Linked DNA regions of Homo sapiens: regions 1, 3, 4, 5 and 6 are each linked to region 2. Evidence: chromatin loops called from intact Hi-C (ENCODE). Cell type or tissue: A673. All regions are shown on one strand.

Region 1 (5,000 bases), 160 kb before region 2:
ATGTTGCCTCAAATCCCTAGAGGAATTTGGCAAAGGAATTAAAAAAAAAAAAAACACCAGTAAGTAAATGTGCTGATTGAGCTGTCCAGTAGACTCCTGGGGAGCGTTAGTCACATAAACACTTCTGAATGATGCCCTGCCCAGCCCTGCTCAGGTCCCTGCTTGCTGGAGCACTGGAAACTGCCCAAGGCAGCTATAATTTCTGTGATTGAGATGTTTTGAGTTAAGATAATTGGCATTGAGATGCAGTTTCTCAGAATGCCAAGACTTATTTAAAGACCCAAGAAGAGTTCAAAAAAGAAACTATGGAGCTAGCTTTGGTGCTGGCTTCCAGCTCTTGAAAGACAGCATTGCTTCAGAGAGCCAGCTGAGCGGTAGTTAGTTTCCATCTGCTGGTCCAGGACAGACACATCCACCAAGCACCCACACCGGCAACGTTCAGCCTGGGTTTCTGAGTGTGCATTCCTTTCCAGGAACTCGGAAGGAGACCCTTGCCCCCTGACATCCTATCAGGAACCATCTCAAATCCTCACCACCAACATAACAATAAAATGCTGTGAACCAGGAGACCCAGGCGTGGGGCCCAGAACTGGGGGGAAGCACTTGGGGGAAGAGGGATCCCAGCCCTTTTCTTGCCCGAAGCCTCGAAAAAACTTGCCCACTGCTTTGACTCATCTGTGAGTCCTGGGGGAGTGGCCACTGGCCCATCATGGTGGGCAAATGGGGGATACACGTACCTGCTTTGTTACCAAAGCTTTGCTGTAGCCAGGCTTTTGTTTGGTTTTGTTTTTTTAGATGGAGTCTCACTCTGTCACCCAGGCTGGAGTGCAGTGGCGCGATCTCAGCTCGCTGCAAGCTCCGCCTCCTGGGTTCACACCATTCTCCTGCCTCAGCCTCCTGAGTAGCTGGGACTACAGGCATGAGCCACCACGCCCGACTAATTTTTTGTGTTTTTAGTAGAAATGGGATTTCACCGCGTTAGCCAGGATGATCTCGATCTCCTGACCTTGTGATCCACCCGCCTTGGCCTCCCAAAGTGCTGGGATTACAGGTGTGAGCCACCACGCCCAGCCAGAGTATACAGGTTTTCATTCCATAATTATTCTTTTAGTCATTCAGAAACATTATAAAAAACTTGTCTTGTATTAATGATTTACTTCATAATAAATCAATGAGTAAATAAATCTCAAACTCTGGGAGGGACTCTTGTCCCTGCCTTTTCCCTGTTCCCCACGTCCTGTCCAGTAAGCCCGTCCCTTCCGGTTTCCCCACAAAGAGTGAATTGAATGTGGTGGCTTCTCTTCGGCTGAACTAGCTGCCACCTTCTGACTTGTCTCCCTGCTCCCATCCCTCACCCCAAAATTTCATGCTAAGCTTTTCCCCATGCAGAGCTTTCTTTATTATTATTATTTTGAGATGGAATCTTGCTCTGTCTCACCCAAGCTGGAGTACAGTGGTGCGATCTCGGCTCACTGCAACCTCTGCCTCCCTGGTTCAAGAGATTCTCCTGCTTCAGTCTCCCAACTAGCTGGGATTACAGGTGCGAGCCACCACACCCAGCTAATTTTTTTTTTTGAGACGGAATCTCGCTTCATCACCAGGCTGGAGTGCAGTGGCACGATCTCAGCTCACTGCAACCTCTGCCTCCCAGGTTCAAGCAATTCTCCTGCCTCAGCCTCCAGAGTAGCTGGGACCACAGGCACGTGCAACCACGCCCAGCTAATTTTTTGTATTTTTAGTAGAGATGGGGTTTCACCATGTTAGCCAGGATGGTGTTGATCTCCTGATCTCGTGATCCGCCCACCTCGGCCTCCCAAAGTGCTGGGATTACAGGCGTGAGCCACCACGCCCAGCCAAATTTTTGTATTTTTAGTAAAGACGGGGTTTCAGCATGTTGGCCAGGCTGGTCTTGAACTCCTGACCTCAGGTGGTCTGCCCGCCTGGCCTTCCAAAGTGTTGCTGTGTCCTGGCTACACACCTGAGTCACCGAGTTGCTTTGTGTAACATCCCAATGTCCAGACAGAATCTCTGATGGTGGGGGCCTGGCCCTGCTAGGTTTTCATGAGAGCCTTCCAGGTGATTCTAATGTGTAGATGGGTTGAGAACCACTGGTGTGACTGGGTACAGAGGTCACGTGTCTAGGCTCAAATTTGTTTCCCCCACTTAATAGCTCTGTGACCAGGGCAAGCGCTTTCATGTGGCTGTGCCTCAGTTTCCCTGTCTATAAAGTGAGAACAATAGTAATAGCTGCCTGCTGGCATGCTGTGAGGGCTATATCAGATGGTGCTCAGGAAGCATTCAGTACCTGCTGGCACAATGCTTGCACTTGCCGTCATTATGCTGGAGGGGACTTGGGATGACAGTGACTTTGTAGGAAGTGATAGGTCCCATGGACTCTGTCCAGCCATCCAGAATTCCTTTCCAGCCATCCTCACCCAGGGCCCTCCTTCCTGGGCTGCTGGAAGCCGCAGGAGGCCACAGAGTTGGGCAATGCCTGCGGAAGCCCTGCAGCTACTTATTCCAAATTCTGAATAAAGCATGAGTCAGGGCCACCCAGAGCTGCAAATCCCCACAAAAAAGACAGGCTTTCTTGTCAGCTTCTTGTCCAGGCAGGAGCCTCCACCTGGGCCAGTCCTACACAGCTGAGACAAGCAGGGTATGATCTGAGAGTAGCCAAGACAGCTGTCCTGTCCCTACCTCCCTCATTTCACCTCTGGGTCTCAAAGGGTCTTTGTCATCTATTAAAGCGCGGAGATTAGGAGTGTTCTACACAGCAGATGCTTGAGGAAGGGCTGGGGGATGTTATGTAACAGCAGTCATCATTTACTGAGCACTTACTATGCACCATGCACTGTGCTATTGACACTAAGTATATCTTGTGAGTTACCCTACTTCATCCCCATGCAAGCTCTATGAAGCGGCAGTTATTTTGCCCATTTTATGGAGGGGGAAACTGAGGCTCACCCAAGTTATGTGCTCAGCTAGAGAGTACGAGTTCAGCATCTGATGGTCCAACTCCGAGGGGTTTCAGGCAGCCAGCTGGGAGTAGGTGAGTCGGTTGGGTATCTTCCCTTATCCTCAGGCCTGGTCAAGGTTGCCCACTGTGTTAGGGGAACCACAATAGGGTGAAGGGAAATTTCCCTACGAGAACCCAAGCCTCATCCTAGTCTCCCTGGGCTTTCCAGGCCTGAGAGCCAGGCCCCGGAAGGGACCAGGCAGTGTGGCATGGGCAGCTGTCTGGGAAGGCAGTGGCCAGCGGAGGTGACCCCTGACCCCAGGCCTGATGGAGGCAGCTTCCAGTGCTTTTTGGAGCCACCCAGCCTGCATCCATGGGATCCCAGATCTCAGCCCAGCGGAGGGTCCAGAACTGAACACCAGTCCCAGAGTGAGGGTTCATTGACTGCATCTTTCTGCTGCTGCCTCTGTGGATTTCAGAGGGGACCGGGTATGGTCTCACTCTTGGAGGCCAGAAACGGCAGTCAGGGCCTGGTTGCTTGTAGTCAGCAGAAAAATGGTCCTCCAAAGATTTCCACGTTCGAGTCTGCAGAACTCGTGAGTATATGACCTTCTTAGTAAAAGGGAATGAAGGTTGCAGATTGAATGAAGTTCACTCATCAGCTGACCTAGAGAGGGTGGGTGAGCCTTGCTTATCCAGATGAGCCCAGTGTCATCGCAAGGGTCCTTACAAGTGGAAGAAGGAAGCAGAAGAATCCATCAGAGGAAGATACAAAAATGTTACTATGCTGCTGGCCTTGAAGATGGAGGAAAAGCCCAGAAGCCAAGGGGTGTAGGCAGCCTCTAGGAGCTGGCAAAGGCAAGAAAAAGGATTCTTCCCTAGAGCCCAGAAGGAACCAGCCCTTCCAAGATGTTGACTTTAGCTCAGTGAGACCCATGTGTGTGGCAGACGCACCGCCAGCAATAGCTAAACTGGAGCATACCCTGAGAATGACCTTACAGTCTCTGATGAATGTGCATTTGGGATTCCCAGCTATGGAAAGTGCCAACCCGGAGATTCATTTCTTATCTATGAGGAACATTGGGACCCACCACTTATCTCGTAGAATGCAGGCTGTACAGGGGATTGAGGCCCTTTGTTATGGGTGAAATGAAGATTGCCAGGAGGAGGTTATTAGGGTGAGAGTGCTAAGTCAAAATGCTATATAAACTGCATGCTTTTTTTTTTTTTTTTTTTTTGAGACGGAGTCTTGCTCTGTTGCCCAGGCTGGAGTGCAGTGGCATCATCTTGGCTCACTGCAACATCTGCCTCCCGGGTTCAAGCAATTCTCCTGCCTCAGCCTCCCGGGTAGCTGGGATTACAGGTGCCCGTCACTGCGCCTGGATAATTTTTGTATTTTTAGTAGAGACGGGGTTTCACCATCTTGGCCAGGCTGGTGTCGAATTCCTGACCTTGTGATCCACCCGCCTTGGCCTCCCAAAGTGCTGGCATTACAGGCGTGAGCCACTGCACCTGGCTAACTGCATGCTTTTTACGAGCAGAGGTGGTTCCCCTGTCCAGCCCACCACCACTGCACTGCCCCGTATATGAGTCCCCTCAATAAACCTTATGTCTCGGTCACTGGCTCCTGGTCTCTTCTTTGGTCTCTCAAACATGGTGCCATCCCTATCCTTTTTTTTGAGACAGGGTCTCACTCTGTCACCCAGGTTGGAGTGCAGTGGTGTGATCTTTGCTCACTGTAACCTCAAACTCCTAGTCTCAAGCAATTTTCCTGCCTCAGCCTCCCGAATAGCTAGGACTACAGGCCTGTACCACCATGCCCAGCTACTACTGAAGTCAGTAGAGGTCCAGCATGACACCATGTCAGACTTCTGACCTCCAGAACCATAAGATAATACATTTGTGTTGTTTTAAGCCACTTCGTTTATGGTAATTTGTTATAGTAGCCTTCAAAAAGTAATGCACTGACCCTGTCCTTTGCTGTGTGGACAGGTGGATGCCGTGTTCAACTGTGTTTTGCTTCTCGTCCGCCTTGGGGTTAGGT
Region 2 (5,000 bases):
CTGCCTCAGCCTCCCAAGTAGCTGGGATTACAGTCATGCGCCACCATGCCCAGCTAATTTTTGTATTTTTAGTAGAGACAGAGTTTCACCATATTGGCCAGGCTGGTCTTGAACTCCTGACCTCAGGTGATCCACCTGCCTCGGCCTCCCAAACTGCTGGGATTACAGGCATGAGCCACCATGCCTGGCCCACTAAAGTTGTTATATTTTAAAAGAATACTTTTCCTAAATTTTTTCTTAAATTTTTAATCGTGGTAAAATATACATACCATACAATGTGCCATGTAAGCTATTTGTAAGTGTTCAGTTCAGCAGAGTGTTAGGTACGTTCACATTGTTAAATGCAGCCAATCTCCAAGACTCTTTTCATCTTGCAAAACTAGAATTCTACGCCCACTAAACGACAATTTGCCATTCCCCTCTCTCTTCAGCCCCCAGGGCAACCTCCTTTCTACTTTCTGTCCCTGTGAATCTGACTATTGTAGGTACCTCATTGAAGTGGAATCATATAGGCCAGGCACAGTGGCTCATGCCTGTAATCCCAGCACTTTGGGAGGCTGAGGTGGGAGGATTGCTTGAGCCTAGGAGTTCAAGACCAGCCTGGGCAACATAGTGAGACCCCATCTCTAGCAAATAAAAGAAAAAAGTGGAATTTGTCCTTAAGAGAAGATTTTTAACTTGAACTCAAAGCTAAAGTGGGATTGTTGAATTTGAAATGACAGTAAGTGGAATAATAATTTTTGAAAACCAAAGGAGATCCTTTTTTTTTTTTTTTTTGAGACAGGGTCTCACTCTGTCACCCAGGCTGGAGTGCAGTGGCCGACCTCGGCTCACTGCAACCTCTACCTCCCAGGCTCAAGCAATCTTCCCACCTCAGCCTCCGGAGTAGCTGGGACCACAGGCACACGCCAACACGCCTGGTTAATTTTTTTGCATTTTTGGTAGAGACGGGGTTTCACCATATTGCCCACGCTGGCCTCCAACTCCTGAGCTCAAGCGATCTGCCTGCCTCCGCCTCGACCTCCCAAAATAGTGAGATTACAGACATAAGCCACCGTACCCAGCCTACTATCTTTTTTTTTTTTTTTTTTGAGACAGAGTCTCGCTCTGTTGCCCAGGCTGGAGTGCAGTGGCATGATCTTGGCTCACTGCAGGCTCCCGGGTTCACACCATTCTCCTGCCTCAGCCTCCCTAGTAGCTGGGACTACCGGCGCCCGCCACCACGCTCAGCTAATTTTTTTTTGTATTTTTAGTAGAGACGGGGTTTCACCGTGTTAGCCAGGATGGTCTCGATCTCCTCACCTCATGATCCGCCCACCTCGGCCTCCCAAAGTGCTGGGATTACAGGCGTGAGCCACTGCGCCCAGCCCATTATCTTGTTTAAACCTCACAACCACCTGGGAAGGAGGTGCCATGATTAACCCCCATTTCACAGATGAGAAAACTGAGACTCAAGTGAGATGACTTGTCCAAGGTCTCCTAAGCCAGGAAGGGCTAGGATGTCAATCCAGGTGGACTGATTCTCGAGATGGAAAATGTGACCACATCATGGGGTATGGCAGAAATGATTATAGCGCCTTCTTCCAATGTGGTTGTAAATGACTGCGTGATGTTCTTCCTACACAAGGGTGTGTGTGTGTGCATGTGTGTGCATGCGTGCGTGTGTGTGTGCACGTGTATGTGCGTGTGTGCATGTTGTGTGTGTGCATGTGTTTGTGAGCATCCGTGCATGTTTTTTGCTCCTGCTAGGTTGCTCATAAGGATGGACCTGTGTCCCCACTCCCACCCGCACAGCACCTGACTCTGTGATTTGTTTATCAAGTGATTTTTAAAACGAATCAACGACCCAGGCTCACAGGACAAAGGCACTGAGGTAACAGGACAGGCCTGAAGGATGAGACACAAAAGACCTCCCTCTTTTACCAACTGGCTCTGCGCCCTTCGGCCGGTCACTGCCCCTCTCTGGGCCCCTCTCATCCTTCTCTGAGCTTCAGTCGCCCCTTTGTCCAGCGAGAAGTTCCCACTCTAAGGGACCTGCCACTGACCTCACACAAAGGTGGCCCCTGAATTCTGACCCAAACCACCAGGAAAAAGAGGGTCCCAAAAGCTAAAGGAAGGTGCTGAGCAGGGTGGGACAGAGGCGGAGGCATTCTGATCTCTCGGGCTCAGGCCGGCCAGCGCCGCCTCCCTGCTTCCAAGATGGGGATCTGGCGCCACCTTGTGGTCTCCGCCTCTTGCGGCCTTCGCGTGTTCCCTGTTTTAACTCTTGCTATTAACCCCACTGCTGCCCTCTGGGAACTCTGAAGCAATTCCACTCTCTTCACCAAATATTTATCTACTGTGCCCAGCTGTACCCAGGCTCGACCCAGAAAAATCATGAACAAGTCCCTGCCTAACCATTTAGAGGCGTCTGGATCTGCACCACCCATAGAAAAATGATGCAAACCAGCCGGGCGTAGTGGCTCACGCCTGTAATCCCAGCACTTTGGAAGGCCGAGGTGGGCAGATTACTTGAGGTCAGGAGTTCGAGACCAGCCTGGCCAACATGGTGAAACCCTGTCTCTACTAAAAATACAAAAATCAGCCGGGCATGGTGGCGCGTGCCTGTGGTCCCAGCTACTCCAGAGGCTGAGGCATGAGAATCACTTAAACCCAGGAGGCGGAGGTTGCAGTGAGAAAAGCTCATGCCACTGCATTCCAGCCTGGGTGACAGGGCAAGACTCTGTCTCAAAAAAAAAAAAAAAAAAAAGGAAGAAAGAAAAATAAAAATGATGGCAACCACAAATGTGTGCCTCACAGGTAACCACATTTTCTAGTAGCCACATTTTTAAAAGCTGAAATAAATAGGTACAATTAACTTTAACAATACGTCTTTGGGCTTTTTGATGTTTGTTTGTTTGAGACAGAGTCTTGCTCTGTCGCCCCAGCTGGCATGCAGTGGCACGGTCACTGCTCACTTGCAGCCTCAACCTCGTGGGCTCAAGAGATTCCCCCAACCTTGGCCTCCCAAGTAGCTGGGAGTACAGGGGGTGCATCACCATGCCTGGCTAATTTTTAAATTTTTTTGTAGAGACAGGGTCTTGCTATGTTGCCCAGGCTCATCTCAAACTCCTGAATGTTAGTGATCCTCCCTCCTCAGCCTCCCAAAGTGTTGGGATTACAGGCTTGAGCCACCACATCCAGCTAATAATACATTTGCATTTAATGAAATACATTCACCATATTATCATTCCAACATGGAGTCAATTATTTTTAAAATTACCATCTTTTTCTCCTTGTAACTCCTTGAAATCTGTATTTTACACCAGGGGTCCCCAACCCCCAGGCTATGGACCATTACCAGTCTGTGGTCTGTTGGGAACCAGGCACACCGCAGGAGGTGAGCATTGGGCTAGCAAGGGAAGTTTTGTCTTTAGATTCCCATAGGAGCACAAATGCTATTGTGAACTGCGCAGGTGAGAGATCTAGGCTGTGAGCTCCTGATGAGAATCTAATGCCTGATGACCTGTCACTGTCTCCCATCACCCCCAGATGGGACCATCTAGTTGCAGGAAAACAAGCTCAGGGCCCCCACTGATTCTACATTACGGTGAATTGTAAAATTGTTTCCTTATGTATTACAATGTGATGATAGAAATAAAGTGCACAAGAAATGTAATGCGCTTGAATCATCCCGAAACCATCCCCACCCCCATCCATGGAAAGCCTGTCTTCCACAAAACAGGTCCCTGGTGCCAAAAAGGTTGGGGACCACTGTTTTACACCTACAGCATGTGTCAGTTCAGATTAGCCACATAAACCTTGTCTGGCAGTGGCTACATGTTGGAAAGCATGGGTCTAGGACCTCCCAGGCTTACTCTGGCCCCCTGGCAGCCCCTCAGACAACTGGCTTATTACATCTTCTCCAGAATTCACCTTTCTAGCTTTGCTTCACTGACTAAGGGTAGAACCCTGGCCCGGACAAGTCATCTTACCCTTGGATGTATAAAATAAGGGTAAGAAAAATACTTACTTCTGGGGTTGTAGCAAGGATTCAATGGGATAACATACACACAGTGCTTAGCGCAGGTGCCTGGCAGGGAATAAATGCTCCATAAATGGTGACCTAATGAATGAAAGCCTTAGCCCATCTTTCAGCATGGTGATGGTTAATTTTCTGTGTCGATTTGGCCAGGCTATGGCACCCCATCATCCAGTCAAACATCAGTCTGGATGTTGCTGTGAAGATATTTTTCAGATGTGATCAACGTTTAAATCAGTAGACTTTGAGTAAAGTAGATTGCACTCCAAAATGTGGGTGGGCCTCATCCAATCAGTTGAAGGCCTTAACAACAAAGACTGAGGTTTCCCAAAGAGGAGGCAATTCAGCCTCCAGAATGCAACATAGAAACCGTGCTGTTTCCAACCTGTAGATTTCAGACTCAAGACCGCAACATCAATTCTTCTCCCATTTCTGACTGGCCAGCTCTACAAATTTCAGGCTTGTCAGCCCCCACAACCATGTGAGCCAATTTCTTAAAATAAATCTCTCTCTCTGCATATATAAATGTACCCCCGAGTGGGGTACAGCCACAGCAGCACGCAGAAGAGACATGACTTCCTCATTCTGAACTCACGCAGTATTAGAACAATGGAGCACCCCAGCCCTTCCCCGCCTCTGAGCACGATGTCTCTCAGGACCGAGAGCTGAGGCAGAGGCTGAATCAACGCCCCCATCCCAGAGACTCTTCTCAAGGGAGTGAGACCAAAGGGTGGGCTTTGCCAGGGGAAAGGGAATGTGACGGGGCCAGGCAGGGCCAGGGTTATGGGGATCTGCTCTTGAGGGTATGACTGCAGGTCCCCATGGTGCAGAGTCAGGGGTTGGGGCGATCCCTGGCCACAGAAGGATTGCTTTGGGGATCCATGGCCCAGACCCCGACCTCTTCCTTTCTCTGGTCTCCTGCCAGAATTCCTGTCAAATTTAGCTGCCTACAGCAGCCAGAGTGATTTTCCTAAAGTGT
Region 3 (5,000 bases), 67 kb before region 2:
GCAGAGCTCTTTGTCTGGCCCCCACTGCCCTGACTGGGGCACCTAGCGTCATCTGACGGGGGAGCTCCTGCTTCTTCACACCCCAGCCTGGGCCTGTGGCCCAGTGAAGCCAGAGGAGCCCCCAGAGAGGACAGCATGGGAGGAGAATGGGAGTGCAGGGGACAAAGACATACAGAGAAATGAACGGAGACAGAAAGAAGCAGACTGAAAAACAGAGAGACACAGACAGAGAAAGCCCAAAACAGGGATGAAAGAGAGAGAGAGAGCCCAGGAAAGGAAGAGAGATGCAGAGAAAGGCAGAGACAGTGAGGTGCAAAGAGAGACTGAGACAACCAGAGACTGAGATGGAGAGGGAAAAACTGAAGGACAGAGGGAGGAACAGAACGAAGAGAGACAGAGACACTGCAAGGGAGAGCAGGAGACAGCTCCCAGACAGGCAGAACAGAGCCCAGGAGCCCCGAGGCCCCAGAGCCCATGTGCTCCCTCTCCACTTTCCACATCCCTGGGGGCTCCCCCTTCCCAAGCCTGCTGATCCTGGCACTCAGGCAGGGCTGGGGGAGACAGGTAATGATCACTGAACTTGTGCATGGGCTGGGTGCTGCGGCCACACCCCCTTGACACCTCCCAGGTGGATGGCTGTACTTATCCCTAATGTGCAGATGAAGAAACTGAGGCTGGGAGCCATTGGGTAACTCGGCCAATGACACTGAATGTTAGGGTGCAGGCAGGAAGCTCATGGATAAGGAGTCTAAGGCCCAGAGAGGTGTGGTGCCTGGCTCTGGGTCACACAGCAGCCAGCTGCAGAGCCTGGGGCTGGAAGCCGCTTCCCCTGGCACCTTGCCTGGCTCATAAGAAAACAAAGCGAATCTCATTAAGTCTTTGGTAATGAGGCTCCAGGTCTTATCTGATGGGTGGTGGAGAACACTGTCAATGCCCCCCTCCACATTCTCCATGCCCACCTCCTGCCTCCTGCTCTCTTTTCTGGGAAGAACACCTCTGGGACCACCCAAACTCGCCCTCTCTTCTAGGAACCAGTCCCCTGCTGGTGGCATCTCCATCTCCCCACCCCCTGCTCTCCAGCCTGGATGCCCATATAGAACCAACGAGCAGCAGGGTGGCCATTTGTACACTCCACACAGTGACATCAGCGAAGCATGTCCTCAGGCTCCCCCCAAAAGTCCTAGGCCCCCTGGAGAAAAGGAGGGAGGACCAGCACGCTGACTCACATTGAGTGGCAGCTCTTGGCACATGCCTTCGCTCGCCGTGGCCTCTTGCATCCCACAAGGAAGGGACAGTTGAGGAAAGCGTGGCTTGGAGAGGAAGAGAGTCCCACAGGTCATCCAGGACAGCCACCCGACCCTGAGCTCATGCTCCTGCCATTACCCAGGACCCCCAGACTATTTTCCCATATGTCCCGGTCCCATCCCTGTCCTGAGCCAAAGTGTGGGCTGCCTCACCCTGCAGCCCTTCCTCCTCCACACTTACGCCCTGTGTCCTGGGATACAGCAGGCCGGGAAGAGGGGGACACTTCCTGGCTGTGGGACAAGACAAGACAAAGATCCTTTTTGGCCGTGGTGGTCCGGTCTAGGCCACAGTTTTCCTGTCTGCATCATTTGGGTGGAGGGCATAGTGTGATAGCTCTGAGGGTCCTTAGGCTTACCTCTCCTGAACTTCACCTCGCCTGCATGCCCTCTGGGGCCTGAGGTCCTCATTTCCACCCTCCAAGGTGGCCCTGGTGCCTCGTAGGCTGATTCCGGGTTTCCAGAGCCTTCAGGAGACAGCACTTCTGGTTCCTGGGGGTCAGGGAGCATCTAGGCATGGACGCTGTGATCTGCCTGGCCTCCTGCCACAGCCTTTTGACCTAGGGAGGGAGGAGGTTGGGAACAAGAATACAGGGAGTCTGCCTGAGGCTGTTCAGGGCTGCACCACACACCCTCACATGTGTCCCCAACCTTGCATGCTGCTGCTGGGGTGGGACGCAGCCTATGTCATCTCAGAGCTCCCAATCTAGGGCTGGCAGAGTCTGATGCAGACACAGAGATTACAAGACAGCTCTTCCCAGATAAGCATGTTGCCCAAAAGACCACCAGGATAGCTAAATAGCAGAAAGGAGCTTTACTAGTGGTATGAGTTTGCAAACCAGGAAGAGACAGTCTCTGGCGTGTTCTGGACGTGCTCTCTCTTGGGAGAGGAAAAGGGCAGGTTGGGTTTTGTGCCTCATGGAGCCCATATGACGCAATAGAGTCATACATATTCAGCAGGTTTGCGGGAAAGGCTATCCATATTTATGAAGGGAGGGGAGTGTATGCACACAGGCACACGTAGTGTAATGCACGCCCCACTTTCACACACGTAGTGTAAAGCAGACCCCACTTTCACTTTGGGCTAGGGTTCTAGTACTAAAATGAGGTGGAATTTCGTTCTTTATAGCAAAAGGTGCAGGACACAAAGACAGCTTGTTTGCAGACTCTATAAGCTGCTGAAATGGCTTAAGGTCTGCAGTTGCGTATCAGAAGAGAATGTTTGAGGCCAGGCGCAGTGGCTCATGCCTGTAATCCCAGCACTTTGGGAGGCCAAGGCAGGTGGATTGCTTGAGCCCAGGAGTTCGAGACCAGACTGAATAACATGGTGAAACCCTGTCTCTACAAGAGATAAAAAAAATTAGCCAGGCATGGTGGTGCATGCCTAATCCCAGCTACTCGGGAGGCTGAGGTGGAAGTATCACATGAGCCTGGAAGGTCGAGGATGCAGTGAGCCATGTTCACGCCACTGCACAGCAGCCCTGGGCAGCAGAGTGAGACTCTGTCTCAAAAAGAAGAAGAAGAAGAAAAAGGAGAAGGAAGAGGGACAAGAAGAAGAAGAGGAGGAAGAGGAAGAGGAGGAAGAGGAAGAGGAAGAAGAAGAAGAACAAGAAGAAGAGGAAGAAGAAGAAGAAGAAGAAGAAGAAGAAGAAGAAGAAGAAGAAGAAGAAGAAGAAGAAGAAGAAGAAGAAGAAGAAGACGGAGGAGGAGGAGGAGAAAGAAGAAGAAGAAGAAGAAAAAATGTTTGTCAGGCAGTTCCTCCATCCAGTCAGAGCTGTAGTGGTCTTGGTTGTAAATCCAAGTCATGAAGGATGTGACGATTTGCCTGACAGTTCCTATTATTAAGAGTTTAGCAAGGGTGTGGTAATTTTTTTTTTTTTCCCGAGACAGAGTCTCACACTATCGCCCAGGCTCCAGTGCAGTGGCCCGATCTCGGCTCACTGCAAGCTCCGCCTCCTGGGTTCATGCCATTCTCCTGCCTCAGCCTTCTGAGTAGCTGGGACTACAGGCGCCCGCCACAGCGCCCAGCTAATTTTTTTTGTATTTTTAGTAGAGACGGGGTTTCACCATGTTAGCCAAGATGGTCCCGATCTCCTGACCTCGTGATCAGCCCGCCTTAGCCTCCCAAAGTGCTGGGATAACAGGCATGAGCCACCACGCCCAGCTGGGTGTGGTTATTTTTGAGAAGTAGTCTCACTCACTCTGTTGCCCAGGCTGGAGTGCAGTGGCACAATCTTGGCTCACTGCAAACTCCAGCTCCCAGTTTCAAGCGATTCTCCTGCCTCAGCCTCCCGAGTAGCTGGGATGACAGGCACGCACCACCACCACCCAGCTAAGTTTTATATTTTTAGTAAAGACTGGCTGGGCTGGTCTCGAACTCCTGACCTCAAGTGATCTACCCACCTTGATCTCCCAAAGTGCTGGGATTACAGGCATGAGCCACCGTGCCCGGCCAGGTGTGGTTATTCTTGCAGTGGTGGGAATTTAGAGAGTTGCCATGCCAACCAGGCCTTGAACCTTCTGCCTGTAGGTAACTTTTGTTTCCTTAACCTTGGGGTCCATCTTAGTTGATAAAGGGGCATCTATTTTGGTGTCTCAGATGATGAACATAGAGAGGTCCCCCCAGGACCATGGGCTCTGGGTCCATCCGGGGTCAGGAGCCTTCCTGGGAGGTGACAGTGTAGCAGCAGCGTGAGGAAGGGACTGGGTGTCAGGCCCCTCTGTCCAGCACACCCCTTGCTTCCCTGTGGTCACTCGGCTCCCCAAGGCCAGGCCCCACTGCCTACCTGCTCCCAGGTGTTCACAGTGCCTCCTTCCTAGATAAGCTACAGAGAATGTCAGAGCTGTTGGGCCCTTAATGACACATGGGCCACAAGAGCAGAGAACGGAGAAAGGAGCTGGGTGGCACTGGGTGAGCTAGGAACAGGCCCCAGGCTAGAATGCAGGGCTCATGCCCTGCCCGGCACCCTGTGCACTGCCCTTTTGTGCCTGTTTTCAGACTCCAGGACACGATGCCCCCCGAGCCTGCCAAGGTGCCCCCCATCATTCATGCACCGATTGGCCATGGGCTTCTTCCATGTCCTGGGCCCGGCTTTCATGCCTGCCCACCGCCTGTGGCCTCAGCATGGCCACTTCACTCCAATGTGTTGGCCTCTGTCCCCATGCCACTCACAGCCCCCTGAGTCCCCATCAGGGCTGGCAGCCTGAGGGGTGGGAGGGGAAGTCTGGCTGTGCCTGACATGACAAGTTTTCCCAGGAGAGGTGAAGATTTCTAAACTGGACCCAGCTTTCCAGAGCATTCGCCAGCCTGGCCCCACCCCCACTCCCGACCAAAGCCTCCGCCCTCCTGGCTGGGTCTGACTTACCCACACTGAGCACCAGGAACTGGATTCCAGGGCCAAGAATTTGACCACATCCTGGTGGGTCCAGCCTAACATTCCCCAAAACAGGGCGGAAACCAAGGGAGGGATCAGCAGATGAGCACGCATTCAGCTGATGGAGTCAAGGAATCTTCTAAAAGCAGTACTCACTGCAAAGGATTTAAAAACCCAGCCCAGAAAATAAGCATAGGGAAACCCTTGCTTTTCACCTTACCTGGGTTCTGAAGAAATCTTAAGAAAACTTTTGTAAGTAAATCAAAAGTGACTTTGGTGAGGGGAGCTGACCCCTTAACAGCCACCTTTATTTCATGCTTATTCT
Region 4 (5,000 bases), 280 kb before region 2:
TGAGACTGAGAAAGAGAAGATCAAGAAACTGCCAGAATACAACCCCCGAACCCTCTGATGCTCCCGGAGACTCCTCCGACTCCACACCTCTCGCGGCAGCTGTCATTTCCATGTGCACTGGGACGGGAAGTCAAACGAGGAATTTAAAAAAGCAAAAGTTGACCGAAGGTGCATTTTTGTTTAGACTCCCTGAGGTTCCGTTTTACACATGATCCAACGTTAACTACCTTTTTTTCTGTATGCTTTCCAAAGTCCTTTTTTTTCCCTTAATGTTGAATTAAAATACTTGCTCATAGTTGATTTACCATTCCTACAAAAGAGGCAGAAACTTTGAGCAATCTAGGTTTTTTTTTTTTTTAAGTTTTTTCTTTCTTCCTCTCCTGAATACACTCCCCAAAACACCCCTTTCCAGTTACAATTAGCATCGTGATCCAAGCAGATGCCACATGGAAGAGGAATCGCCATTTACTCAGAAAAAATGTCCCTTACAGGAACCGGCAGCAGCTAGGCAGTCACCGGCCCGCCTCCATCCAAAATCACGCTCGCGTGCTTCGGAAGCATCCGGGTCACTCCTTCTCCGCTTTTTCTTGCAGATGGGCCTAGGCCGGTGTCGGTTCTGTTTCTCCCCTTGGCTGCCTGTACGCCCACAGCCTTCTGGCTGCGACATTATAGAATCGGCCGTGTCCCCCCTGGTGGGGGATTGGGGATCTGTGTTTAGCCATTTATATCTACTTTAGCTGTTAAAGAGGTCCAAATGAAAATCAGGTGATTGTGGAACCATGGGGACTTGGGGGTGGGGCAGAGGTGGGAACATTTGTATCAGTTGAGTCAGCTTGGTGGCTCCCTGTGGAGCCAGGGCTGAGCCTTGTCACGCGCACTCGCCAATTAAGAGATGGACCAGCCAGCAGTCAAGTGCATTCTCCAGTCCTTGCAAGAAGGATCAGCCCTTTCTGTGCCAGCCTCGATCGCCTTGTGCTTTGGTCTCTTTTTCTCCCCCCCGCCTGGATCCTGCCTCGCGCGGGCCGTCCTGTTGCTGAGACTCGGGGTACCGTTCTGCTGACCCAGCTCCCTTTAGTCACGTTTGCTTGGCTCTGGTACCAAATAGTTGGGATTACCGAAGAGTCCCCTTCCTTGCGTGTCAGCACGGATGCTGTGACTGCCACCTGCGTCCTCGTCAAGTGCCCGAGCTCGCCGCCGTGTGTGCTGCGCTGAGTGAGTTATGAGGTGCCTTTCCCGGAACCCTCCTCTCGCCTGGACCCAAGAGAGGCGACAGCTGTGGCTGGGGCTCTTGGTTTCCAGAGGGTCTGGACTGGTTTGGGTGCTTTAAAATAGATATTTAGTTCAGTGGTGCTTATGGGGGAGATGGGACTAGAACTTAAGTGTGAGACTTGGGTGGATGGGAAAGTTAAATATTGGTCTCTTCAAGTTTTTTTTTTCTTTTGCTTTGTTACCACTTGTCACTGTCTCCATGTTAAAATGCCAAAAATGATGTAGTTGTTGTTGCTTTTTTCCCTATTTTCCACCCCAGTCGCTCCTTACCGTGACTCCTGCCCTTGGAGGGCATGTAGCAGTGTCTGTCCTGCCAGTCCCAAGGCCCTGTGGGAGGAGACTGGCCTGCATCTCTCTAAGACTTAGTCTGACGCCACGCGCATCTCTTGTTCTGTGTTCAATCAGTAGTCCAGGGGAGAAGCTTCTGCTACTTCAGAGCTTTGCTAAACTAACCTAATTTGTCCAAATCACCCCAAAACCACCATCTCTGACGTAAGCTTCCATGCGACAGCCTGATCCGTTTCCCTGGACAGGTCTCTTTCCTGGAATGCAGCCCAGGCACCTGTGCTCCTGGCACCCTTGAGGTCTCTCCTTTGAGCCGTGGTCACCGAGAGGGTTGAGGACGCAGCACCCGAGGTCCCAGCCTTTGCAGGAGCCTCCCTGGGCTTAGCTGGACTTAGATCTTCGGTGGCCTCATGTAAACGTGGCAGCCAGCCTCTTCTAGAACCCTAGCCCAGGGACTGGAGCAGGAAAGGGACCTTCAAAGTGAAGACTGCCTTGTCCCGCAGCTCCTTCTGGCTTAGATTGAAAAATGGGCTTCCTAATGGGTTAAATCCTTTAAAACAAGGAGTTGTGGGGGAAGGGTGTCGTGCACTCCTAGAGAAAGGTACACAGTTGCCCGGTTGGGAATGTGCTTGGCGCTGACCCTGCGGGCATCTGACTGGTCTTCCAGCTCAGGAAAAAGAATTTGAAAGAGGCTTAGCGTGAAGGGGAATCAAAGAGGAGGTTGTGATTTGGTCGAAGGTGCCTGGTTTAGTGCTGTAATTGTCTTATTATTTTTTTTATATATATATTTCTTGGAGTAAACATTTTAAATAAACAACAACATTGTCTACTGTCTTGGATTTTGCATTTCTTTTTCGGTTGGAACGGAGCTCTGTTTTTCTTAACTCCTTATATGTGTACCTCCTAAGCCCTGGCACCCACAGAAGGTGGTGCCAGGAGACATGTGGCCCCAGGGGAGCTTCCAGGTTTAAACTGCACTGGTTGAAGTGAGTGGATCCCCCAACTCTGCCCCATGAAATGCTAGGGGAGTGGGACAGAGTCAGTACCTCAGTTGTCCAATTCAGAAGTGGAGTTCTTTGCATTTTCACTGGGGCTTTGAGAGGAAAAAAATAAGTCATGGGAGGCATCCAGCGCGGTGACTGCATGTGCACCCACTCCCCAGACTTCAGCAGGGGGCTCTGGTCAGGCCCCGGCTGTGGCTTCAGGCCAGTGCTGCTCTGTGCAGGCATTGTGGCCAACTGCCCACCAGAGGGCACCAGGAGGCTGGTCGTAGGTTCAGAGATCACGGACACTCTCCCTTCTAGGCTGCTGCTGAGTCTATACCGGGCAGAGTCCTAGACCAGACCCTTGCACAGGACACCGGCTCCCTGCAGCCGCAAAGATGCCTGGGATCCCTGGAACCTCGAGTGCAGGCCACCTTGTGTTGACTGGCTGAATAGTGTCCAGACCAGCCCCTCCTGGCAGGCATTGGCCCAGTTTGGGAGAGGAGGAAACGGTCTCCCATGGCCTGTTAGCTGCAGAAGGAGCATGTGCACTGTTGCAGGACAGTCCAAATGTAAAACACGGTGTTTCCCCATCTCCCCCCTTGGCAGCTTGGAGCTTCCCATCAGATGCTCCTGCCCTGGAAGAGCCCCCGTGGGCAGGGAAGCCACTGCTGGGGGCAGCGTCCCTGCTGACACACTGGCTGTTGTGTATTGGGCACATGCTGCAAATTGAGTGTCGTGTGTCTCGCCCCTGACTCCTGCAGTCCACTCCGACAGTCTTTTTGGAGACTGAGTTTCTTTCACCCAGGCTGGAGTGCAGTGGCATAATCGCAGCTCACTGCAACCTCTGCCTCCTGGGTTCAAGCGATTCTCCTGCCTCAGCCTCCTGAGTAGCTGGGATTACAGGTGTCCACCACATGCCTGGCTAATTTTTGTATTTTTAGTAGAGATGGGGTTTCACCATGTTGTCCAGGCTGGTCCCGAACTCCTGACCTCGTGATCCTCCCACCTTGGCCGCCTCCCAAAGTGCTGGGATTACAGGCATGAGCCACCGCGCTCGGTCTTGTATTTTTGAGATGGAGCTTTGCTCTGTCGCCCAGGCTGGAGTGCAGTGGTGTGATCTCTGCTTACTGCAACCTCTGCCTCCTGGGTTCAAGCAATTCTGCCTCGGCCTCCTGAGTAGCTGGGATTACAGGCAAGTGCCACCACGCCCTGCTAATTTTTGTATTTTTAGTAGAGACGGGGTTTCACCATGTTGGCCAGGCTGGTCTCAAACTGACCTCAAGTGATCTGCCCGCTTCAGCCTCCCAAAGTGCTAGGATTACAGGCGTGAGCCACCACGCCCGGCCACACAGGCAGTCTTGAAGGGAAGGCTGTTTGTTTTTTATTCCTGTGTTATAGAGGGAAGTGGGGTGCAGAGAGAAAATGGCTTTGGCTGAGGGACACAGTGGGGCGGGTAGGAAGACCTGTGCCTGGAACCACAAAGATCCTAGTAACAAAGATGGCCTCCCCTGCTCCCCCAGCCTGCCCCTGGCTGAGGACAGGGAGCCCATGTGACCTGTGGCCACCCTGGAGGGGCTGTCTTGAGAGCTTCGAGAACATCCAGGAGACCTTCACCTGCCCTTCCAGGGGCAGTGTAGGTGGCCAATACAGAGCAGCCGGGGCCTGCCAGGCCTGTGGCTGGGGGATGGGAGAAGCCTCCTGAAGTCGGGGGGGCAGAGAAGGCAGGCTCCCCACGGGCGGCTCTGGAGGTTTTTTTTTTTTAATGTCCCCCAGGCTGGAGTGCAGTGTCACAATCTTGGCTCCCCGCAACCTCCTCCTCCCAGGTTCAAGTAATTCTCCTGCCTCAGCCTCCTGAATAGCTAAGATTACAGGCACAGGCCACCACACCCGGCTAATTTCTTTGTATTTTTAGTAGAGATGAGGTTTCACCATGTTGACCAGACTGGTCTTGAACTCTTGAACTCAGGTGATTCCTCCCACTACCTCAGCCTCCCGAAGTGCTAGGATTACAGGCATGAGCCACCGTGCCCGGCCTTTGGCTCTGGGGTTTTCTCACCTGCAAAGCTGCTGCCTCCTGCTATTGTCCTGCCCCGTCAAGCCAGCAGCCTTTCTGGCCAATGTCCTCCACACTAAGCGGCTCCTTAAGCTCCCAGGGAAGAGTGAAAAGGGCTGGAAGGATGGCGAATGGGGAAGGGGACTTGCCGGTTCCTACCCAGCCCTGCTTTGCCCCGAACACCTGCCCCAGCCCCACATTGAAGGGCGGGGACCTGCGGAAGCGCCACGCGGGATGGTCAAGCTGGAGGGTCTCAGGATCCAGCTTAGCTGGTGTTCACACCAGACAATAGCAATGGAGCCCACTCTCCAGACTGGGAGGACTCAGTAGGCAGGGATGCAGGGAGGAGGGAAGGGGAGACAGGAACAGCCCCTTCAAGGCTTTGGAAGGGAAATGGGGGTCGCCCC
Region 5 (5,000 bases), 110 kb before region 2:
TAATCCAGGCCAGGATTTCCCTCCTACCTCAGTGCCAGGGTCAGAAGCCAGGACAGAGAAAGCCAGAGACTGAGAACCCCTGAAGGGACCAAGCCATGGCTGCAAGGAAAACCTGGTGATGGATAAGGAACCCCTCAGGAAGTGACTCTGGACTTGGAGCCTAATAATTATGGCACAGCTACCATTATTGAATGTCTGCCATGCTCTGGGCATCCTACTTAATGTATTATTAATATTTAAAGCAACTATAGGAGGGATTAATTATCATCTACAACTCAGAGAAGAGGAAACTGAGGCACTGAGAGGTTCAGAACACACCCTTGATACCACAGCCAGCAAATGCCAAGATCAGGATTTGAACTCAGGGCTATCCTTGTGGATGTCTGCACCACATCCATTCCAATGCTCTATTCCCCAGGTATTCCCCAGATGAGAACACTGAGGCTGTGATAAGGAGGGGAGATGGGCCAACCAAGCCCTTGGAGGGTCTGTTAGCTCCTGCAGGAAGCTCTGCAGAGGGGCCCTGACCAAGCCTGGCTTCTCCTCCTTCCTCTCTCAAGGCCCCAGCCCTGCTGCTCCCTGGCTGCATAGCCCTGTCCAAGCCAATTCACCTTTCTGAGCCTCAGTTTCCACTTCTGTGAACAGGGATAAGGAAGAGGGGAGAGAGATCAAAGGGGAGTGAGAACAAGAACATGCCTGGCATTGACCGGCACCTGGGGCACTCATGACTTCCTGTGCCTTTCCTCTCCTGGGGTGTGGCCCAGGAACTCCCCCACCCATCAGAGGACCTGGGGACCCAAGAAACAGAGAGTGGGTGTTGGGTTCTGAGTCCAGCTGAGAGATCTGCAGGTGCAGGGGCTGTACCCAAGGATGGTGATGAAAGGGCAGGGTCCCCCAGGGGTGACCGGGTCATTGGCACTCACCATCAAACTGGGCTGCCTCCCCATAACCCTCTTCTTTCTTCTCTTGGAAGAGTTTGAGGCAAGCGCTGGGGCTAGCCAGGAGCAGCCGGAAGCCCTGGCACGGAGGGAGGGAGAATGGCTCAGTGGACAGGGTCCCCTTAGACACAGGAGACCCCAGACTCAGGACTCAGGAGGGGCCTGACAGTTCTTGGGACTCCCCTCTCCCACTCGGTCTACACCCCAGCCACAAAGCACTGTCTGCAACTCTCCCAGTCCTCCAAGCAGGTTCCCACCTCCAGAACTTTGTCTGTGCTGTTCTCCCTCCCTGGACGCCCTTCGCATTTTGCCCACCAGGGCATTCTGATTTCTTCCTTCAAGGCCCAATTCAGGGCTGGGTGTCGTGGCTCACGCCTGTAATCCCAGCACTTTGGGAGGCCAAGGTGGGCAGATCACCTGCAGTCAGGAGTTTGAGACCAGCCTGGCCAACATGGTGAAACCCTGTCTCTACTTAAAATACAAAAAATTAGCTGGGCATGGTGGTGTAATCCCAGCTACTTGGGAGGCTGAGGCAGGAGAATCGCTTGAACCCAGCAGGTGAAGGTTGTAGTGAGCCAAGATCGCGCTATTGCACTCCAGCCTGGGCAACAGAGCAAGATTCTGTCTCGAAAAACAAACAAACAAAAAACAAACAAAATACCCAATTCAGATGTCTCCTCCTTCACTGTCAGAGCTGTCCCTAGCAGAGCTGTAACCACTGGTCACTGGGAAGCCTCCTCTCCCAGGCTGCTGGCTCCCTGGCCATGCCTTCCCAAGCCACCTCTGCAAGGCTTACTGTAGAGGCCCAGAACCCGGATTTGAATCCTATCCTGACACCTGCAGGCTGGGTGAGCTTGGATGGGTTAATTGCCCTTCTGAGCCTCAATTTCCTCGCTTGTAAAATGGGACAATAATAATTGCACCCACTTGACGGGCTTGTTGGAGGATTAAATGAATTAAAACATGTGAGTATCTGGCACATAGTAGGTGCTCAATAAATATTACCAATTATTATCAATATCATTCCTGACTATTGGATAAGGGATTTGGGTCCAAGCACAAATACCCTGGAAGTGTGAGGATGAGCGTGTCAGGGTGCCCTGACCCAGAAAATGTCCCAATCCAGAGCTTACTCGGGGCACAGGGTTGAGCTGGTTCCAGATGGCTTTGCCCTGACTCATCCCATCAGGTCAGACAAGGGCAGAGGTGGCTCAGGCAGGGAAGGAGGGGACGCACCTTTTGGTCAGAGGTAGGCACAAAGGTCAGAAACTCGTCCACATGGCCCACAGAGAGCCAGTCCGAGTAGAGCTCCACGGGTGCCTGCACCTGCTGTGCCTTCAGGAAGTTCCGCACTGCCCTGGCCATCTGCCGCCCACCGGACCTGGCCAGGAGGGAGAGGGCGGGCAGTCACCTTGTGCCTGAGAGGCATCAGGCCTTGCCTGAGTCATCATCAGATCTGCCACCAGGGGGCGGAATTGCTCAAAGAACGCTTTAAACGTGGGGCGTAGAGCGTGGAGAAGCCAAGACAGCAGAGAATGGACTGTGCATTTGTGTGTGCATTTGAGCACCTACTGTGTGCTGTCCTTAGGGTCCTCGCAGTAAGTGTCTTGTTTAAGCCTCCTGATGACCCTATGATATACATAGAAATACCAGCTCCAAGTTACATCTGAAGCGTGCTCGGCCAAGCTCTCTGGCCTCACTCCCCACTGCGCCCCTCCTTGCTCACTTGGCTCCAGGCCCACCAGCCTCCCTGCTGATCTGCTGTCTCCAGCCTGCTCTTGCCTCAGGGCCTTTGCACAGCTGTTTCTACACCCTGGAATATTCTCCTAAGTAGCCACATCTTTAACTGCCTCTTCTTTCTTTCCTTCTTTTCTCTTTCTTCCTCTTCCTTCCTTCCTTTCTTTTTTTCTTTCTTTCTCTCTCTCTTTTTTAATTTTTTTTTGAGACAAGGTCTCACTCACTCTGTTGCCCAGCCTAGAGGCTGGAGTGCATGGCTCACTGCAGCCTCAACCTCCCGTGCTCAAGTGATCCTCCCACCTCAGCCTCCTGAGTAGCTTGGACAACAGGTATGTGCCACCACGCACGGCTAATTTTTGTAATTTTTGTAGAGGTGGGTTTCGCCATGCCACCCAGGCTAGTCTTAAACTCCTGGATTCAAGCGACCCCCCCACCTCGGCCTCCCACAGCACTGGGACTACAAGTGAGGGCCACTGTGCTTGGCCTAACTGCCTCTTTTCCTTCAAGGCTTTGTTTAAACAGCAGACTCTCAGCAAAGCTGAGACAAACATTTATTGACATGTGCCACACACATGCTTTACCCAGGCTACCTCATTTAATCCTTATGACAGCCCTGTGGGGTTGGGACTATTACTGTCCCCATTTTACAGGTGAGGGAGTTGAGTCCCAGAAAATTAAAGTTATATGCATTTGTTCATGCATTCATACTATATTCATACATATGATTGGAGGTACTTATTTGTTTTGTTCACTTATTGTCTGTTTCTCTCTGCTGGAATGTTTGGTTGTCTGGTTTGTCCATTGCTAAGGTCAGAAACCAAGGCAGGGTCACTGGACAGCAGCCTGAGGTGCTAAATTTGAGTTTGGAGCCCAGGTAGAAGGAGACCTGGGTTCTGACCGTACTGCTAACTTGCTATGTGGTCCTAATACGTAGCCAACCCTTTTCAAACCTCAGGTCCTATCTATCCACCAAAGGCCTCATTCCTGGTTTTCAGTCCAACAGCCAATGGAATGGGGACACGTCCACACAGGAGACCCCTCACTTTCCCATGTGGGGTCCTTGCTCTGTGCCTGGGAGTTCCCAGAGCAGACCCCTGCACCCTTGAGAGAAGGTTCCTGGCTTGGCTCACTGGCTCGTGAGGCTTGTGGGAGCAGACAGGTAAGGATGTCCATGTGTTGCAGTGTGATATAGAGACTGGGGCAGGAGCCTGGGACAGAGAAGGGAGCAAAGTCCTTGGAGAACACCAAGGAGCCCCTCCCCTTCCTGAGTCTGCATCCTCTGAGCTCTCTGCCCCTGAGCCTGCATCCTCCGAGCTCTCTGCCCCTGAGCCTACATCCTCCGGCTCTCCGCCCCTGAGCCTGCATCCTCTGAGCTCTCTGCTCCTGAGCCCAGGTCCCAAGGATCCTGGAGGAGAGAACTGCCCCATGAGGCATCTGAACAGAATGGTTTCTCCCTGAACTCTGTCCCCAGCTGGACCCGCAGAGCCCCCTCCTGCCTGAGGTCCTACCGGTCCATCCCTGCCCATCTACATGCCACCCATACCGAGTTTTTTCGACTTTTCCTTTGAGCTGTACCTTCTCTGGCTTCCAGGCTTCTGCCTGAGCGCTTCCCTCTGCCTGCAACATGGTCCACTCCACACTACTTTGCCTCCTTCCTTCCTTCCCTCCTTCCTTCCTTCCTTCCTTCCTTCCTTCCCTTCCTCCCTCCCACTCTCCCTCCCTCCCTCCCTTCCTTCCTTCCCTTCCTCCCTCCCTCCCTTCCTTCCTTCTTTCCTTCCTTCCTTCCTTCCCTTCCTCCCTCCCTCCCTCCCTTCCTTCTTTCCTTCATTTATTTGTTTGTTTAGACGGAGTATTGCTCTGTCACCTAGGCTGGAGTGCAGTGGCTTGATCTTAGCTCAGCGCAACCTCTGCCTCCTGGATTCAAGCAATTCTCCTACCTCAGCCTCCCAAGTAGCTGGGACCATGGGCGTGCACCATCAGGCCCAGCTAATTTTAGTATTTTTAGCAGAGACGAGGTTTCACCATGTTGGCCAGGCTGGTCCCAAACTCCTGGCCTCAGGTGATCCACCCACCTTGGCCTCGCAAAGAAGCGTCAATATCGTTGGCTGCCCCTAGGAAGCCTTCTAGGACAACGCACGTGGGATGATATGTGATCCCCTCTCTGATCCATTGCTTGCCTGTCTCCCTCATTAGACTCTAAATCTCAAGGGCAAGCTCCTCAGCCATTTCTGTATCCCCAGCATTAGACTTTGGGCTTGGCCTATAGGAAGTCTCCATAAATATTTACTGAACTGGTAAATGAATGTATGAAAGAATGCACGTAAC
Region 6 (5,000 bases), 210 kb before region 2:
CACCTTCCTCCAGCGCAGGTGGATAATGTTTCCTCACTTCAACCCCGGAGCCACCCCCTTAGCAGCCCAGAGGTTTGCCTGCAGAGATCCTGCATTCCCCACCATCCTCATGCCTCTAAACCTGCTCCGGTGTTGGGACGTCCGGGGTTCAAACCCCGAGTCTGCTACGTGTCAGTGCTGTGACCTTGGGCAAATTGCTTAAGTTCCCCGTGCCTTGGTTTTCCTACCTATAAAGGTTTGTGTTGGAAGATCAGATGAGTTAATCATTCCAAAGTGGTCAGAGTCGTGCCCGGCCTATGGCAGAGGTCTCAGGGCCTGCTCTGATATGAGTTTGGGAATGAAAAGCTTTCATTTCGAAGGATTTCAGGCTCCAGGTTTGACCTAAGAGCGTTTAGGTTGGGCAGCAGGGTGAGGCATGGAAACCAGGGCCTGTAGGAGGCATCAGGAGACAGCACTGGCCTCAGCTCTTCCCTGACCGCTGCGTGAGCTTGGGGAGGTCACTTGACCCCCGAGGGCCTTTGCCCATTGCTTCACCTATAAAACAGATTTGCCAACAAGAAGATGCTTTCAATAACCCTTATTTCAGAGGGCCGTCACCAGGTTCAGGCTATGTGGGCAAAAGGGCTTTATAAAAAGCCCTTCCCGTTAGCTAGCAAATGCTCTTTACCTTCGCTGTCAAGCACTTCATCATCCTCGCAGTCCATGGCAGAAGATTCGAGATTGTCTCTGTCACAGTTCACCAGCAGGATGGCACCCTGTCCACAAGGGCCCCAGGTCCAGGTCCTCTGGACACCAGCAGGGAAGAGTCATGCTCAGAAACTAGCATAGAGCCCTCCAACTCTTGCAAGAGGCATAGCAACTCCCCATCACCTCTTTTTTAAAATTTATTTATTTATTTATTATTTTTTTGAGACGGAGTCTCCCTCTGCTGCCAGGCTGGAGTGCAGTGGCGTGATCTTGGCTCACTGCAACCTCCACCCCCCAGGTTGAAGTGATTCTCCTGCCTCAGCCTCCTGAGTAGCTGGTACTATAGGCGCATGCCACCACACCTGGCTAATTTTTGTATTTTTAGTAGAGATGGGATTTCACCATGTTGGCCAGGATGGCTCAATCTCTTGACCTCATGATCCATCCTCCTCGGCCTCCCAAAGTGCTGGGATTACAGGCATGAGCCACCACGCCCGGCCCCCATCACTTCTTTAACCCAGTGCAGTTTACACATCTTGCTTCCACATCAATTAATTATTTGATCTCAGGAGTGGATTTTTGCCTTTTACTCCAAAAGTCACAACCAAATTCACCCAAAACACAATTCATCCATTTAAAAAAAGGAGCCCAAGACAGTCACATGGATTTTAACAGCTTTTAAGAAATGTTGGCTGGGCGCAGTGGCTCACACCTGTAATCCCAGCACTTTGGGAGGCTGAGGCAGGCAGATCACCTGAGGTCAGGAGTTCAAGACCAGCCTGGCCAACATGGCGAAACGCTGTCTCTACTAAAAATACAAAAATTAGCTGGGCGTGGAGGCATGCACCTGTAATTGCAGCTACTCAGGAGGCTGAGGTAGGAGAATCACTTGAACCTGGGAGGCGGAGGTTGCGGTGAACCGCCCCTGCACTCCAGCCTGGGAGACAGAGCATGACTCCATCTCAATAAATAAATAAATAAATACATAAATACATAAATAAATAAATAAAATGTTGAGCTTGACAAACCAAATGCAGCTAAATATGTATGTCAATATTCTAATCTAAATAGTTACTATTATGTGAACTCTTAATTACTCATTCAGCAAAGTGTGGTACTATTCTTAGCAGCCAGTTAATATCTGCCTAGAGATTAAAGCACATTAAGCAGCCCCACCCTGTAGGGATCTAATAGTGATGGCGCCTCCCTTCGCGGGAGAGCGTTTGCCCCTGGGAAATGACTGCATTTCGGGAGGGATACAGGGACAGATTCTACTCCTAGAGTTGTAATTTGTCTTCCCACTTTTGCTGACCCCACAAAGGATCTTCATCTTTTTACAGGGCACAGCCCCCAGTGCACACCAGCATAAAATGGTGCAGGCAGCTCTGGGGTTTCAGGTTTACCTGCAGACTCTGGTTTAAGACAGCGTTCACCTGCCCTTTCTGCACATCCCATCATCCTGTCTTTCCACAACACACCCTCCCTCTCCCCACCTGGCTCCTTCCCGCCTCTCCCCCTGCCATTTCTTCCTTTCTCTGTTATTCCCCCATGTAGACAGCTCTGCAGAAATCTCTCCCATATCAGCTGTAGAGCATGGAGTAGGGAGTTTTTGAGCCAGAGTCGAGACCTGCCCACGAATTTCCTCTCTGCTGTGTATTAACTGGGTGACTCAGTAGGGTTTCCAGTTTGTAGGATAACACATCTGAACCCACAATTGGTGAAATTCTGATTTTGTAAAATAGATGGGAAATACATAAGCCAAAATATTAATGGTGATGCTAATTTTCTTTCTTTTTTTAACAGTTAACACGGAATACGTGGGACAGGCCAGCATTTGCCCCATCACCACAAGGGGGCGCCCGGGGAGAATCCAGTAGAAGTAGGAAAGGAGCGTTTGGGTGAGTGGTACCTGATCTTTCACAGCTCTGGTTGGCTTCACTTTGCCGGTGCGGGTGATGTCTGCGCACAAGGAGATTTCTGAAATCCCATCAAGTAAGAGGAGAGGTTGGTGAGGGTCCGGGGTTGGGGCACCCAGCCTGGCCCTGAATGGGCAGGTCGTTTCCCCAGGGGACTGTGTGCACCCATAGTGTGAGCCCCTCTTCCCGTCCTTCAGAGGAGACACAGGTTCAAGACATCCCTCCTCCACGGCCCCCAGGAAGTCTGGCTACAGTTCGGACAGCAGAGCTGGGGCCTCTGACCACACCTGTTCCCCTTCAGCGGGGCCACAACTGTGATGTCCACCAGACCCTGCACGTCTGGCCACCCCCAGGGATTTTGGAAGGAATTCCCAACCACCACAATGAGAGGTTCGATGTGAAGCCTCTGCAGGCACACCCTGCCAGCCTCTCGAAAGACTCTGGCCCCAGCCCTCAGTGACCTTGGGGTGGGGGACCCAGCGGTGACACCAGCCCCACGGGCTCTTCATGACATGTGTTGTGACTGTATCTGGGGACAAATTGCAACCCTGAACATGCCCCCACTCTGTCCAAATGGCTTGGCTGAGAAAGCAAACATTTGTTTGTAAATCCTTCCTCCCTCATCCGAATATATGACTGCAAGGTCATTCCAATAAAATAGATCCGTGTGCCCCACAGCATGATATGGTGACCCTTGTCCCACATGAGACTGACCCAGATGACCTTCTAAACATATTCATAGCCACGTCTTAGTTAGGGCCGGGGAAGCATTGTCCTTTCGTGGCCTGGACTTCCTGACTCCTTCACTAACCAATTGCATGACCTTGGACAAGTCTGTTTAGCTCTTGTGCCTCAGTTTCCTCACCTGTAAAATGGGATGATAATAATAATACCAATTTCACTGGATTGTTGTAAGGATTAAATGTAAAGTCTTAGCACAGTGCCTGGCAATTGAGTAAGTGCTGTAGTATTATTACTTAAATATGCATTAATGAATGAAATGCATTAATGAAATGAAACCTGAAGATTCTATATGCTACATATTATATATATATGTGTGTGTATATATATATTTTTTAGTTTTTGAGACTGGGTCTCACTCTGTCACCCAGGCTGGAGTGCAGTGGCACAATCATGTAGTCTTGACCTTCTGGGCTCGAGCAATCCTCCCACATCAGCCTCTTGAGTAGCTGGGACTACAGGCACATGCCACCATGCTCAGCTGTTTTTTTTTATTTTTTGTAGAGACAGGATCTCACTATGTTGCCCAGGCTGGTCTCAAACTCCTGGGCTCAAGCGATCCTCCTGCCTCCGCCTTCCAAAGCGCTGGGATTGCAGGTGTGAGCCACCATGTCTGGCTGCTACTTATATGTTTAATACACATAATGATACTAATCATGATATTATTGTTCAAAATGAGGTCAAGTTTAAGAATGGATTTTATTTAAAGAAGAACATTACATAAATATGAGTATAGGTGGATCATTGATATGGCAGAAATGGTGAAGATGAGATATAAATAATGGAATTTGAGGAACACTATCTATATTCTTGTATAAGACAGTGTCATTATCTACTTTTTGTTATAGATATTTGAGGTATCAAAAAGGAATAGAGGGCCTGGCGCAGTGGTTCATGCCAGTAATCCGAGCACTTTGGGAGCCTGAGGCAGGCAGATCACCTGAGGTCAGAAGTTCGAGACCAGCCTGGCCAACATGGTGAAACTCCATCTCTACTAAAAATACAAAAATTAGCCAGGCGTGGTGGCAAGCGCCTGTAGTCCCAGCTACTAGGGACGCTGAAGCAGGAGGATCGCTTGAACCTGGGAGACGCAGGTTGCAGTGAGCCGAGATCATGCCATTGCACTCCAGCCTGGGTGACAGGGTGAGACTCCATCTCAAAAAAAAAAAAATTAATGGAGATGCATATATTGAAAATCCAAGTTCCTACTTCCTAACTTGAGAAGCAAAATGTTAAGATATAATTAAAATTCCCCGCACCACCACTGCCACATTGTATTTCTTTGTGGTTCACTGACTAAGGATGGAATATTTCGAACTCCCAGATGTCTGACTGGCTAGAAACCATGCTTTTTCTCTACTCAGTCTAAAGTAAGCTCCAGGTGTAGTTTCTCCTACAGAGACATCCTGCAGGGATTAGGAGGTGGGCAGGGGATGAGACGGCACTCTAGGATCCTGGTTGTCACTTACCCACCCCGGTGAGGTAGAGTAGAGCTTTGACTGGTGGAGTCTTGGGTCCGTAGTATGAAATCTGAACCTATGGGAGAGCAGATCACTAATGACTTCTCTTAGTCATTCAACAAACACCCACTGGACCCCCTCCTATGTGCCGGCTCAGGGTAGGGCACTGGGGAGACAAAGTTGGGCAAGAACTGGT

What was found. A loop is a pair of places that touch in the nucleus more often than their neighbours do. Peaks named below come from ENCODE experiments on the same cell type or tissue, not always from the same donor. Only the 100,000 strongest peaks of a DNase experiment are listed, where the experiment ranks them.
Region 1: a loop joins it to region 2, with 4 times the contacts of the local background. A loop is called at or near these places in 9 of 110 quality-filtered maps.
Region 3: a loop joins it to region 2, with 3 times the contacts of the local background. A loop is called at or near these places in 8 of 110 quality-filtered maps.
Region 4: it touches region 2 in a loop (4-fold over the local background); 52 of 110 quality-filtered maps call a loop at or near these places.
Region 5: it touches region 2 in a loop (12-fold over the local background); 108 of 110 quality-filtered maps call a loop at or near these places.
Region 6: a loop joins it to region 2, with 10 times the contacts of the local background. A loop is called at or near these places in 64 of 110 quality-filtered maps.

Annotation. Positions count from the first base shown.
Region 1 is chr1:17,285,117-17,290,116 of GRCh38, reverse strand. No RefSeq gene overlaps it. Among named protein-coding and RNA genes, the nearest start is that of MIR3972, 9.7 kb to the right of the region's middle. In A673, no CTCF peak of the experiment used is centred here; a DNase peak (open chromatin) is centred at 2,496.
Region 2 is chr1:17,123,152-17,128,151 of GRCh38, reverse strand. No RefSeq gene overlaps it. Among named protein-coding and RNA genes, the nearest start is that of PADI2, 6.2 kb to the right of the region's middle. RefSeq lists a silencer at 2,078-2,167. In A673, a CTCF peak has its summit at 2,239 (motif pointing left); a DNase peak (open chromatin) is centred at 2,211; H3K27ac peaks cover 1,575 bases.
Region 3 is chr1:17,189,826-17,194,825 of GRCh38, reverse strand. It overlaps LINC02783 (long intergenic non-protein coding RNA 2783), which reads right to left. Exons shown (of 4, transcript NR_148993.1): 1 at 4,896-5,000; 2 at 1,661-1,861. Among named protein-coding and RNA genes, the nearest start is that of LINC02783, 2.5 kb to the right of the region's middle. RefSeq lists an enhancer at 1,263-1,764. In A673, no CTCF peak of the experiment used is centred here; DNase peaks (open chromatin) are centred at 835, 1,145, 2,245 and 3,145; H3K27ac peaks cover 3,028 bases.
Region 4 is chr1:17,404,148-17,409,147 of GRCh38, reverse strand. RCC2 (regulator of chromosome condensation 2) reads left to right here. Exons shown (of 13, transcript NM_018715.4): 13 at 1-2,388. The coding sequence ends at 58. It also overlaps RCC2-AS1. Among named protein-coding and RNA genes, the nearest start is that of RCC2, 33 kb to the left of the region's middle. In A673, CTCF peaks have their summits at 2,591 and 2,792 (motif pointing right); no DNase peak of the experiment used is centred here.
Region 5 is chr1:17,234,633-17,239,632 of GRCh38, reverse strand. It overlaps PADI1 (peptidyl arginine deiminase 1), which reads right to left. Exons shown (of 16, transcript NM_013358.3): 12 at 2,175-2,319; 13 at 924-1,017. Among named protein-coding and RNA genes, the nearest start is that of PADI3, 12 kb to the left of the region's middle. In A673, CTCF peaks have their summits at 2,196 and 2,396 (motif pointing right); DNase peaks (open chromatin) are centred at 62, 2,432, 4,002 and 4,282; H3K27ac peaks cover 2,782 bases.
Region 6 is chr1:17,333,823-17,338,822 of GRCh38, reverse strand. PADI4 (peptidyl arginine deiminase 4) reads right to left here. Exons shown (of 16, transcript NM_012387.3): 3 at 4,814-4,880; 4 at 2,597-2,664; 5 at 668-785. Among named protein-coding and RNA genes, the nearest start is that of PADI4, 28 kb to the right of the region's middle. In A673, CTCF peaks have their summits at 2,310 and 2,516 (motif pointing right); a DNase peak (open chromatin) is centred at 2,562.